Linked DNA regions of Homo sapiens: region 2 is linked to region 1. A link is a contact called in ENCODE Hi-C data. All regions are on one chromosome and are shown on one strand. Each heading gives the region's core, a stretch centred on a gene start or an enhancer-like site at or near the end of the contact. The rest is flanking DNA. Distances are from core to core; before and after follow the strand shown.

What was found. Hi-C counts contacts between places; a loop is a spot of excess contacts on that map. Pooled maps may share reads with other maps.
Region 2: a pooled map shows a loop between it and region 1 (2.5-fold over the local background). The contact joins the promoter of MS4A8 here to the enhancer-like site in region 1. A Hi-C loop is called at or near these places in 2 of 50 pooled maps.

Annotation. Positions count from the first base shown.
Region 1 is chr11:60,360,889-60,367,719 of GRCh38, reverse strand. No RefSeq gene overlaps it. Among named protein-coding and RNA genes, the nearest start is that of MS4A7, 14 kb to the left of the region's middle. RefSeq lists enhancers at 1-113, 3,735-3,834, 3,925-4,004. Within about 2 kb of position 4,084, at least 2 of the 41 ENCODE cell types and tissues checked have a DNase peak (open chromatin) inside an H3K27ac peak, as active enhancers do.
Region 2 is chr11:60,696,696-60,703,526 of GRCh38, reverse strand. MS4A8 (membrane spanning 4-domains A8) reads right to left here and starts at 3,915. Exons shown (of 7, transcript NM_031457.2): 1 at 3,752-3,915; 2 at 2,448-2,667; 3 at 27-149. The coding sequence starts at 2,666. LOC105369321 (a long non-coding RNA gene) reads left to right here. Exons shown (of 6, transcript XR_001748240.2): 2 at 473-532. RefSeq lists enhancers at 1,870-2,369, 2,370-2,871.

The DNA of each region.
Region 1 (6,831 bases), core at 2,835-5,334:
GCTAGGCTTAGGAATTCTTAGTTGGCCTAGGAAATCCAGCTAGTCCTGTCTCTCAAAATGATACCTTTATGACTTGAACAAATTTCTAAGTATTTTCTTAAACCAGATGGTAGCAGAGAATGGGAATGAAACAACTTTGCCATCTTTTTGTTGATATTACTAAAACGCATTTGGAAACATTTTATTTTTCATTTTTACACATACACACACTCCTATATCATATAAAATTTTAGTGGCATTTAGAAAACAAAATGTATTGCTCAAGTTTTTTCTTTAATTTTGGTTAGCAACTAATTTTGAGTATAAAAGGAAAATATTTTTAGGAAACAAATCAAAACTGAATGTTTTTTCTCACTGCAGCTGATTCAGTTGACCGAAACTGGTAAGTGATTATAAACAACAGGACTTGTTTTAAACAACTCACTTTCCCAGCCTAAAGACTGAAGACTGCTAGTCTTCAGTCTTCAATTTGCATAACTATTATGAAACCTCTTTCTATTCAGTTTGAAAAAACCCCTGAATTTCCCCCAGCTGGTGAATACTTAATGAATTTCCCCACAGGGAAAGAGCCACGGGGCTCTTTCCTTACTGGGCACATACACAAACACATAAACTCAGCTTTTCAATTTATATTCTATTTATAGCTCTAGTGATCTTTAATTTGTTCTTTAACACAAGTGTAAGATCTTGTCAGAAAATGGGATTCAGATTTTACCAACATCTGACCCAATACACATGTGATTTGAGATTCTTTTTAATTGATACATGATCTTTGTACATATTTATGGGGTATATATAATATTTTGTTACATGCATAGAATGTGTAATGATCAAGTCAGGGTATTTAGATTATTAACGTTGGTTAAAATTTTAAAAATAATGTTGGTTAAAATTTAAAAAAATTCCATCCTGGCTAACATGGGTGAAACCCCGTCTCTACTAAAAACACACACAAAAAATTAGCCGGGCACGGTGGCGGGTGCCTTTAGTCCCAGCTACTCTGGAGGCTGAGGCAGGAGAATGGCCTGAACCCGGGAGGCGGAGCTTGCAGTAAGCCGAGACCGCGCCACTACACTCCAGCTTGGGCGACACAGCGAGACTCCGTCTCAAAAAAAAAAAAATTTTTTTTTGAAAAATTATTTTATTGATACAAAATGCCTTCCTCTTTAAGTGGTGTTCAGATAAAATCTTTTCATCACTGAATCCGATATGAAACCGCCTTTGCAAAATTATGACTGAGACAGTGAAAGACATTTAACTTAACTGACTCCATTTTGCTTCTAACCTCCAAGCTGTCCTTGTTCATTCCTGGGAGTAGGCTGAACTAACTTTGGGAGAAACTTAGTTTATAGTTTACAGTTTAAACAAAGACAGTAACAGCCCTTTCCCAAAGCAGACCTCTTTCTTGCCTGGGGACTAGATTACTTTTGTAGGACTAACATTAGACACAAGATTAGAAATTATGGTTTAGGAGTCATGCAGCTGGAGGCTACAAGATTCTGACCCTTCCTAAACTGCTCCTAAGAGCAGTGCTTGAGATATTTTGCAGACCCCGATGGATTAGCTGGCACCACCCAGATCAATAAACTGGCTCATCTGATCTTGTGGCCCCCACCTAGGAACTGACTCAGCACAAAAAAGCAGTTTCAGGGTGGGTGAGGTGGCTCATGTTTATAATCCCAGCACTTTGGGAGGCCGAGGTGGGTAGATCACCTGAGGTCAGGAGTTTGAGACCAGCCTGGTGATTCTCCTGCCTCAGCCTTCTGAGTAGCTGGGATTACACGCGCCTACTACCATGCCCAGCTAATTTTTTTATTTTTAGTAAAGACAGGGTTTCACCATGTTGGCCAGGCTGATCACGAACTCCTGAACTCAGGCGATTCGTCCGCCACGGCCTCCCAAAGTGCTGGGATTACAGGCATGAGCCACCGTGCCTGGCCCCACAACTGTTCTTTCTAAGATCCTCAGTAGGGCTAGCTCTCCCCTGCTGCTTGTTTGAAATCTAAGATGTTACTACTGTCAGCTAATAGAAGAGTTCCTCAGTCACTTTAGTAATTAAAATATAGATTTATGCAAAAATCAAAATCCAACTGTCATTCATATTAAAATTTCTTCTTTTCCTCAGTTTGGCCTGCTTTAGGCAGGGCAGCTGACATGTAAAGTGGGGGTCAGTGCTATTTCTTCTCTAACTCTTCACCCTGAGGATTGCTAAGAGGGATTCCTGATCCTCACAGAGTCAGGGGCAGGAATGAGGAGAGAGGAACAGAAAAAGTCTCTCTCGATTGGCCGTTTCCCAACTCGATGTCAGTGCTATGCAGGCTGGTGGATGTTGAATGCATCTGTGGTTCCATCACTGGGATTCCTTGGCTGGGCTTCCTCTCAGTATCCTCATGGACTTAGCTGGCAGCTGACGATTATCCTATGTCCTGTCCCTGGATGTCCATCAGAAAATCTCCAGCCTCATTCTCTTCAAGGTCTCCTTGCTCCCTCCTGATTTCTTTTCAGAGCAAGCTCTAAGACCATCCATGTAGAATCTCTTTCACACAGCATACAGGTGGAAGTGCAGACCACCCCCACACAATCTACTCCTCTTGCTTAATTGTGCCACCATGAGAGCCACTCTAGGGTGGCTAGATGATTCCTGCCTCTTGGTCTTCATGCCCTTTTGTAGTTATTTCCCTGTAAATATAGGCAGGATCTGTGACTTGCTTTGAATAACCAGAATCCTGCAAAGGTGACAGGATGTATGTGATTTTGGGTATGTGATTATATGATCATGTCACAGAAGACTGTAAACTCTGTCTTACTGGTGTCTCATTCTCACCATTGTTGGCCTTGAGAAACCAATTTGTCATGTTGCAGTCTTGATATGGTAAGAGAGTATAAGCAGCCCTTAGGAATTGAGAGTGGTCTCTAGCCAATATCCTACAAAGACCTCGAGCCAACACCTGGCAAGAAATGAGACCATTTATCCTACAACTGCAAGGAACTGAATTCTAGCAATAACATTGTAAGCTTGGAAGTGGATCCTTCTCTAGTCAAACCTCATTTGAGGCCTCATCCCTGCCAATACCTTAAATGGAACTTGGTGAGACCTTGAAGCAAAGAACTCAGTTAAGTCATGCCCAGAGTCCCGACCTGTGAGGTAACAGGTGTGCTGTGTTAAACCTCTACGTTTGGGTGATTTATTATATAGCAATAGATAAAAACACTGGCTATAGAGTAGACAGTCCAGGTCTTAGCATTCTTTGGTTTCTCCTGGTGTGTTGGACTCAAGTTTCTCATTTTCCCTAAACTGCAGAGGATCTACAACATGATCCCCATGCGGTCCCATTCCAGCCTCTCTCTCTGAGCTGGAGATGAGGGGGAGGTTCCTCCTTCCTTCTCCTATAGTGACAGGAGGGAGGAAACCACACAAAACATCAACAATGTCCTTCTAACGAAATTCTCCAGTACAGTTTCCAAATGACATTCTGTTTCTAATGAAATCCTCTTCCTTCAGTCTTACTCAATTTCTTACTCTTTTACTCAATCTTTAATGTTTTATAATCTGGTTGAGAAAACCATGTTTGGCTCTTTTTTCTTAATTTCTACTTGGGTGAATGGGGTTTTATTGTGTAAATTAGGAGCGATTGTCATCTCTATGGCAAAACAAGAACGGGTGGTGGGTGTGGTCTCTTCAGGTGCAGACAATGAGGAGAAGCATGGTCTGTAGAAAATTTTACAACAATAACAAACTGCCATATGCTTTTTAGCATCCATTTTTAAACAATTCTAAACAGTATTGGTAACAGAATACTGCTCTCAGGAGCAACAACAACGAAAAAGATCTAAATTCTACCTGAATAATTACCTGCTCCGGGGGCTGACTCCTCCTTCTGTCCTGCCCCTTGGCACAATTCTGTGTCATCTCTTGTCTTCGGGCCACAGATGAAACTGAACAGAATGCCTCTCCTGTCTATGCTCTGTTATATATCTAGAGGGACAATTTAGCCTCTAGCTTTACACTGCCACATAGGGCTGAATTATACAGAAAAAGTAGTTCCTCAGGACACTTTGCTGCCATCTGCTGGGCAATTGTGAAAAGTACACAAAAAGTGGTTGGAGCCTCAGAGTTGCATAGCTTTCCCCCAGCACACACTTATGTAAGGGTGTTTTGTGTGTGTGCATGTGTTTGTGTAAATGCATGTGCCCCCAGCTATAAGAAAGCATATGGACCATTTAACACTATCGAAGATATGAAGAATCGAGTGCATAATTCCCTCCACATCTTACCATTTTCTTTGGTCTAGCAAGAGTGGTACCAGGAAGCCACTTGAGTGGTCTTGAGGATTCTAGGTGTGCCTGTGGGCAAGTGTTGGAGGGAGGAAGTGAGGAGGGTGTCTGGCTATGGAAGGGTGGTCTAGCTCTATCATCTAGCTCTGGTGTCTGGCTATGGAAGGGTAGTCTAGCTCTATCATCTAGCTCTATCATCTAGGGAAGCGAGGCAGGGAAAGATGGAAGAGGAAGGAAAGGAAGCTCTTAAGTCTTGATGAGATTACATTGTCAGGCTTTGTTCTAAGTGCTGGATATATATATTTTCTCATCCTGTCACCATGGGGTACTATTACATTTAACTATCTTCATTCTGAAAAGAGAGAGGAAGACCCCAAAAAGTTAAGGAAGTTGCTCAAGATATTTTTTTGTGTGTTTGAAGAAGTAAATAGGCTTCTGGGCAGAGTGCTCATACGTCTGGTCTGCTGGGTTGGATATCAGTGACCTTTCTGAGCCTACGCTGACCCTGAGTTTCAGGATCTGTAAGTGGCCCTAAGCTCCAAGACCAGACTTGCCCGCACCAGCAGGCTCTCTACCTTGGCTTTTGAAGCTGCGGCAGAAACAAATGCAGATGGCCAATTGTTATTTTCAGTGAGTGAACGTGGGGGCTTCCTTTGCTTCTGTCCTTAGAAATAAAAATAAATCTTCCAAGCCAGCTGCAACTCTGCCACCATACTTACTCTGACGACTGCAGTAGAATGTCAGCAACAGGTCATTGCAGGAACCTGAAACTTAGGTCTTTGTTTCCAAAGTTTGGGAAACACTCATGGTGTCTGAACATGGGGTGAGAAGGGAAAGGAAAACTGGGTTGTTTATAACTGTTGGGAAACAAAAATGTGCTATGTTTTCATGAGGTTTCTCTTCAATTGCTTTCCATTTGTTTGAGAAGAAATCTACTGCTTGGTTAATATGAAGTATCTCTTAGGCAGAAAGTTTTCCTTCCCATCGTTCTGGAGGGTATAGTTCCTTTGCACTTTATGACTCACACCTGACATTTTGTCCTGAAAAGAGTACTCACTGTTGTCTGAGGGGGCTACAGTGAAACACACAAAAAAGGAGGAAGGCAAGAAGGTCAAATGAGGAAAAACAACTATAAATATTTGCCACTCAGGGACTTTTATACATTTCAGAGCTGTATAAAAATGGTACATTAAATAATAATAAAATAACTTTGAGGTTCATAGGAGACTTATATTTTCTTCTTTTTCTTTTCTGTATTCCTTCTGAAAGAATCAGATATATAGAAAGGTGAGATGATAAATGACTCAGAATAATTTATAATGTTTATATGCTAATTCCAAAACTTTATACACATAGATAAAAATGCAGAAAATAATAAAACAGGTATCTACATATTTCCCCCAGTGATTCAAGTGATATTATCATTTTACATGATTATTTAGATTCACTTTTTTCCTCTCTACAGAAATAAAATGCTGCAGGTAGCCCCAAAGCTCTCCCTGTCTCCTCCTCCCCCTCCCTCCTTCCCCAGAGGTAGCCACAGTTAGGAGGGAACTTCATCTGTCTCCAGCCTCACATTTCCTTCCAGCAGAACTTCCTATAGAGAAACACACCTGTTTCTTTCCTCTCCTTAACCTGGTTCTCTTCAGGGAAGGAGGAATGCTGCACAAAGTTGCAGAGTTTGGAAGGAGGGCTTGGGCTTGTGTGGCTCAGCCCATCTGTGTTTCTTCATTTGTTTTGGAGACAGTCTGCCTGCTAGAAACCACTATCATCTGTTCTTCCCTTCCCTTGCTAGGGTTTGGAGGTGCCTCCTCTTATGGGGGAGGCCTGGGGTGACCCAGCTCTGCCAGTGACTGGTTGGACACATCAATTGAATTTCATTTGGCCTTGAACTGAAGGAATGCTTTTCCTTCAGCATATCAGGAATAAAGTGGTATTTTGGTTTTTCACCTGAGCATTTGCTGTATCTTATTTTGCAAGTCACTGTAAATATGGGACTAGAAGAAAGGGGTATTATTTATATTCCTAGTCCCTTAGTTCTCCTAAAAACATATGTTCAAAGACTAGGAACTTTGAAAAATAAATTAAAGCAAGTACTTGGGGAGATTGATGCATCTGACAGCGCCAGGAGGTAGACAATCGTAGGCAGACAGGGGCAGGAGTCCGGTGAACACCACCTTTAACCCAAAGAGAGTTTAAAGCCTGAAAGCCAAGCTACAAGTCTCAGATAAATCTGAGGCTGGATGGAGAACCTCTCTTCCCATTTGGCATGCTTTTCTCTGATTGGTCCCCACCCTTCACCACCCTTCCCCTGTTTTACATGTACCTACACTTCCATAATTGGCCTTTTACATTGTCATGCCCACTTTTGAGTGGTGTCTTTGTTTTAGCCTTTTCTGCATACTCACAAACTAATCAGCCTGCACTCCTCCATTCTGAGCCCATAAAAGCCTGGGACTCAGCCACATGGGAACTGCCCACCTCTGGGTGAGAGAGACCACCTGACTTTGGGTGGGGGACCATCCTTGTAACCCCCTCTCTGCTGAGAGTTGTTTT
Region 2 (6,831 bases), core at 2,666-5,165, 340 kb before region 1:
TCGGCAGGAGGACTTGAGTTACTCACCCACAAGCCTCCCCAGAAGGGAAAGCCTCCGTAGAATGAAATAGACAGGTATTCCCCTACGAGAACCGTCGCCATGATGGAGCCGAGGCCGATGTGAGCCAGGCCAATGATGATCTGGATGGCCTGTCAGGAGAGCCACAAGCTGAAGTCTTGTTTCTGAGGCTGGGTCCTGCCTCCCCTATGAGCCTCCTTTTAATTTTAATAAATGTTTTATTTTCATGGTCTAAAAAGTAATATGGGAAATACAAAAATGAAATAAAAACTACCTGTAATCTCCCCTCCGCCTGGAGAAAACAACTGTTTACATTTTGGTGTATTCTCCCATTATTCTTTTCAAATATATACCTTGATAGCACAACATGGCCCCCTGAATTTTATTAACTTAATATTTCATCATGAATGTGTCCTCATGGCATTAAGTATTCTTGGAACATATGTTTTTTCAGGGCTGCTCAGATCCCATTATGGATGGTCTGTGGAGTAGTTGAGACAGAGTTATTGGACAGGTAAGATTATTTCTACTTTTTTCTATTATATGTAACATTGTGATAAACATCCTTCTATGTAAATCTTTGCCTTCATCTCTTATTTCTTTAGGATATTGTTATGTGTTAAATTATGCTCCCCTCCCCCAACCCTCCTCCAAATTCATGTGTTGAAATTCTAATGCTGAGTGCCTCAGAATGTGACTCTATTTGAAAACAGAGTTGTTGCAGATATAATCAGCCAAGATGAGGTCACACTGGAGTAGAGTGGGTCTCCAATCCAATATGATTGGTGTCCTTATAAAAAATGCCATGTGGGCCAGGCACAGTGGCTCACACCTGTAATCTCAGCACTTTGGGAAGCTGAGACGGGCGGATCACAGGTCAGGAGTTCAAGACCAGCCTGGCCAACATGGTGAAACCCTGTCTCTACAAAAATACAAAAACTAGCTCGGCATGATGGTGGGTGCCTGTAATCCCAGCTACTTGGGAGGCTGAGGCGGGAGAATCGCTTAAACCCAGGAGGCAGAGGTTGCAGTGAGCCAAGACTGCGCCACTGCGCTCCAGCCTGGGTGACAGAGTGAGACTCTGTCTCAAAAAAACAAAGTTTTCAACTTTATTATGGTGTGAAAGTGACATGAATTCAGTAGAAACCGTATTTGGAGTACCCATACAATCATTCTGCTTTTCATTTTCAGTCCAGTGTTCAGTAAACTACATTAGATATTCAAGAACACTATTAAATAGGCTTTGTGTTAGATGATTTTGCCCAGCTGTAAGCTAACCTAAGTGTTCTGAACTTGTTTAAGGTAGGCGAGGCTAAGCTATGATGTTTGGTAGGCTACATGTATTAAATGTATTTTTTACTTATGATATTTTTAATTTACGATGGGTACACTGGGACATAATCCCATTGTAAATGAAAGAACATCTGTGTATGTTTGTATATTACACACGTGGTAGCAAATACAAATATATTACTTCCTTAAATTCACATAAATGTAAGCAAATTATACACAGTGTCTGCCCCTTACTTTCTTCCATTAACTCCATATCTTGGGGTGTGTCCCTATCATTACACAAAGAGCTTTCTTGTTCTTTTCATAGCTCCACTACATTTTATTCTTTGGATGCACTGACTTAACCAGTATATTACACTGACTTAACCAATATACTGACTTAACCGGTATTATATTGATGGATATTACAATATTTTTGTTATCACAAACCACGCTGCAATGAATAAGCTCATACATATCACAGTTTTTGTGGGCACAGGCATATCTGGAGGATGAAGTTCCAGCAATGGAATTATTGGATATTTTGTAAATTTGGCAGATACAAATTTCCCTCCCTAAGGGTTGTATCAATTTTTGTTCCCATGAGCACTATCTGAGGGTGGAGCTAGGGTTGGAGCTCGGGCAGTCTGCATCCAAATTCATGCCCATCATTCAGCTACACAGTGAAATGGGCCTTTCTTTGTCCAGCGCAGGACAGCCTCTCAGGGGTTGCGGTGACCATTTATGTTGTTGGTTGCCTAACCTGCTTTGTTTCCTGTTGGGCAAATATTTGATTCGATCTTATTGGATTCTGACTCCACCTTGTGGTCTATTTTGGTCTTGCTGGGACCCCTTTCTTCAGAGGCCACAGGGCTGGGCGTGGATCCTGGCAACAGGATCAACCTTCAAGCGTGCTGCTTTTTTGTTGCTTTTCTTTCTCTTTCCGAAAATGCCTAAATCAGAAAATACAAGGTCTGAGCAGAGGCCGCCTGTGATGTTGTGCAGCTGAGCTTTCTAATAGACCTGTGCTTGGCAAGGCGCGATCAACTCAGCCCCACTTGCGGGATGTAGTGTTTGTGTATTTCCCAGGCCTTCCCTTCCCCCTGCCATCACTCCAGCTGTGCAGTCTGTGGCCTGCAAAGGGAAATCTCACTTACCCCCAAGGTTTTGCCTTCTTTCAGAGCTTTCTGCACAGGCTGCCCATTCACATTCGACACCAAACTAGGTGGGTTCCCAGGAACTAGGTGGACTTGCGGCTGGCTGTTTGGATACAGGGGCACGTGAGACATAATTCCTGGGGTCACAGGATAACCATTGTGGGGTGCCACCACCAACACAGAATTGGCCACCGGAACTGCTGAAGTCATCGAATTCATGCTGCCAAGAAATAAATGCGAGAGAATTTTCCCTCACATATGGACTTGTCCTTTAAAAAGGACTTTTGCTTCTTCTAGCTCATTGGAGCATCTTAACCCTCTACAAGTTTATGAATCCCATGTTACAAATAATAGATATCAGTTATAGGGCACTTAAGAGGTGCTTTACAAATACATTTCCTTTCATCCTCTCACCCGCCCAGTTTTACAGATGAGAAAACTAAGACTCAAAGAGGCTAAAGGCTACCAGAGGGCAAGGGGTCCATCTTTTCCATCTTTGTGTCTCTCATAGTGTTTATTTTTTAATTTTTTTTTGAGACAGAGTCTGGCTCTGTCACCCAGGCTGGAGTGCAGTGGTACGATCTTGGCTCACTGCAACCTCCGCCTCCCAGGTTCAAGCAATTCTCCTGCCTCAGCCTCCTGAGTATCTGGGATTACAGGCCCCCGCCACCACACCCAGCTAATTTTTGTATTTTTAGTAGAGATGGGGTTTCCCCCTGTTGGCCAGGCTGGTCTCGAACTCCTGACCTCAGGCGATCCGCTTGCCTCGGCCTCCCAAAGTGCTGGGATTACAGATGTGAACCACCGCACCCGGCCTCTCATAGTGTTTAGAGTGCTGCTTTGCATATGTTAGTACTGGCTGAAAGCAAAAGTTCAGAACTAGAAAATCTCTTGGACAACATTGAGTTCAATTCTCTCATTTTCTGGAAAAGGAAACAGGGTGAGAGAGTGGACAAGAATCCTCCAAGGTCCCAGGTATGTCAATATTAGTTAAATGGAGATTATCCTTCTCAAGGGAAGCCCCATTGCCAAGGCAGTGTCTGTTCATTGGGTGGCTTCCACTGCTCAATTTTCTAGGCTACTTATACATTCTAATGTGGTTTTAAAAATTCTTTTTCTTTTTGTTTCTCCCATCCCCCTCCATGTCCTATCTTTCTCTTTCTTTCTCTTGGAGCAGACTCAATAAAGCTAGTACAATACACTCTGTCTATCCCTCATCCACACTGGTTCGCCGTAAGTCTCACTTGGTAGAAAAACCTTATCACCAACTCCCAGTTACCAACCACCAGATTAAGCAGACTCACCTTGCTCTGCCAGCAGCCACGTATCTCTTGATCCTATTCCTTTTCTTTGCTGTGGGGACCTTGTTTTTTTTCCTGAGAGAATGAATGTACTGGGGCCAGTTGGGTGGTAGGGTTAGAAGGATCCGAAGTCCTCTATTTCCTGGATGCAGGCCAGGTTACATGCTGCTTAGAGCTCAGTTTCATTCGTATTTATTTCCTGTTTTGGTTAATGAGCCAGTTAAATATGGTTTGATTTGACAAGAGTCTATGGTATAATCTCCATGGAGAAGAAAGGGTTGGGCTGGTTGCTCTGGGAGACACAGAAATGAACTGGGCACCCAGGGTGTGCTGTATTTAGCTGTAACATGAGACAGGATGAAATAAACACCACAGAAGAGAGATAAATGTCCCCACAGGAGAACAGAGGAGAAAATGATTTGTTGGACTTGAAGAGATTAGGGAAGACTTCAAACAGAAGGTGGCATATGAAATCAATAAACTGCAGTCCAGAAAGGGATAGAATCACAGCGAGTGAAATGAGACTTGTAATCAACTTAGATCTATTTTCATCCAAGTCAGAGCCAATAGAAAATCAGAAGCCATCCATGGGAGGGCATTCCACATATCTATGACATACATCGTGTGAATTGCACAGTACAAAAACAGCTGCATGTAATAGTCCATGACAGATTTACCGTTGAAGAAGGTGAACAATGAAGAACAAATGAAGTTGATGGGATGGCTAGAACATTGTAAGATGGTCAAAACAAAAAGAACACCGTTGAGGGTATGGAAAGGGAAAAGTCTTGGGGAAGAGAAGGTAGAGATATGTTGGGAATGGCTCACAGTGAAGGACATTGAATGTAAAAAAGATGAAAAGGTAGCTGGAGTCAGACTTCACTTTTTTGTTGTTGTTTGTATTTTTTAGAGACAGGGTCTTGCTCAGGCTGGAGTGCAGTGATAGTTCACTGCAGCCTCAAACTCCCAGGCTCAAGCAATCCACCTGCCTCAGCCTCCTGAATAGCTGGGACTGCAGGCACGCACTACTGTGGCCAGCTAAATCTTAAAATTTTTTGTAGAGACAGGATTTCACTATGCTGCCCAGGCTGGTCTTCAATTCCTGGCCTCAAATGATTCTCCTGCCTCGGCCTCCCAAAGTGCAGGGATTACAGGAGTGAGCCACCATGCCTAACCCAAATTTTACTTCTTTACCCATTTTTTCTATCAGATTCCTGGACCTTTGTCCCTTAATTTTTAAAGAGTTCTTTACATACTAGGGATTTTAGGTCTTTGTCTTTGGTATATTCTCCAATTTTGACAGTGTCTTTTGATTTTGTTTAGGGTGGTTTTCTGTCAAGAAAAATTTTAAAAATTTTTGTAGTAAAATTTATCAGTCTTATCTTTTATTACCTATGCATTTGAGTCATTGTTTGAAAGCCTTTCCTAACACTAAGATTAAACAGGAATTTAGCTGTGTTTTCTTCTAATACTTGTATTGTTTTACTTTTTACATTTTGATTCTTAATACATGTAAAATGTATTTTTTTGTGAATGCTATGAGATGTGGGTCTAATTTTAAATTTTTCCAAAAGTCTACCTGGCTGCCCCAGGGCAATTTATTAAATAGCTCATCTTCTCTTCAGCGGCATTTGAAATGCCACCTTTGTCACAGCCTAAATTTCTATATGCATTTGGTTCTAATTCTGGTCTTTCTTTTACTTTCTATTGGTCTATTTGTCTATTCATGTGTTATTTCAACAATGTTTTAATTATAGAGGCTTTCCAGTGTACTTCAATGTCCTGTAGGGTTAGTCTCCTGTGTAATTTTTCCTTTTTCATTATATTTTATGGCTATTCTTGCATGTTTGTTTTTCCAAATGAACTTTAGCATTTGTCTAACTCTATAAAGTAACTCAATAGCTTTTTGTAAAGACGAATAACATGAACCAAACTGTATTGACAGAAATAATAAGAGGCATCTGAATGAGGACATATAGGTGGCTAAGCCCTAGTGCACGTGGGACATTCAGGACCAGGTTTAACCAGATATTGTAGAAGATGAAATTTGTCACCTTTTAATTGAGTTTATAGAAGTGGTGCCAACTTTCTAGAAGGGACCGGAGACATACAAGGGAGATTATTATTGTCCAAACCTACTTCAGCAAATGCTGTTGATGCAGCATCTATATCCCCTTGATCCACTCTGGAGGTCTTGAGACAGGGTCTTGCTCAAGCTAGAGTACAGTAACGTGATCATAGCTCACTGCAGCCTCAAACTCTGAGCAAACTCTGCAGCAAATGCTGTATTGATGCTGCATCTTCAGCCAGTCTCCACATCTATGGACAACTCCTTTCTTTTCCGAGGATGCATAGGTATGGGGCAGGCCATAGGTGCTGGGAAGTTAATCCCACAAGAATTTTTCCTATCCAGTGTAACGTGCATATGCTGGATAACTACCCTAGCTTCTCTGTCCCCTAAGAGAAATAATTTTGAAGTGTGTTTCAACTGTCTCTTAGAGAGTCTCCAACAGGATTAAGCACCAGTTCCCTATAACAGAACTCATTCATTAATACATAGTCTATTGACTTTCTTCCTTTTTTTGGTATCACTTTTCCATTTTTTTTCACAGTGAGTCTTGGGTCACTTCCCAAGTAAGCACCCAAATCCTTATGTCAGAGCCTTTTGTATTGCTGTGGTATCAATTGTAATGTCTTCATTTTCAATTCTGATTGTGTTTATTTGAATCTTCTCTCCCTTTTATTAGTCTAGCTAGTGGTTTATCAATTTTATCTTTTCAAGGAACAAACTTTTCATTTCGTTGATCCTTTTTATTCTTTTTTCATTTCTGATTTATTTAGTCCTGCCTTGATCTTTTTTTTTTTCTTCTGCCAATTTCGGGTTTGATTTCTCCTTGTTTCTCTACATCCTTGAGATACAATATTAAGCTGTTAATTTGTCATCTTTCTGCTTTTTTTGATGTAGGCATTTAATGCTATAAATTTCCCTCATAGAACTACTTTCACTGTATCCCACAGGTTTTGGTAAGATGTGTTTTTCTTTTCATTTCATAAAAATTTTAAATTTCTGTCTTAATTTCTTC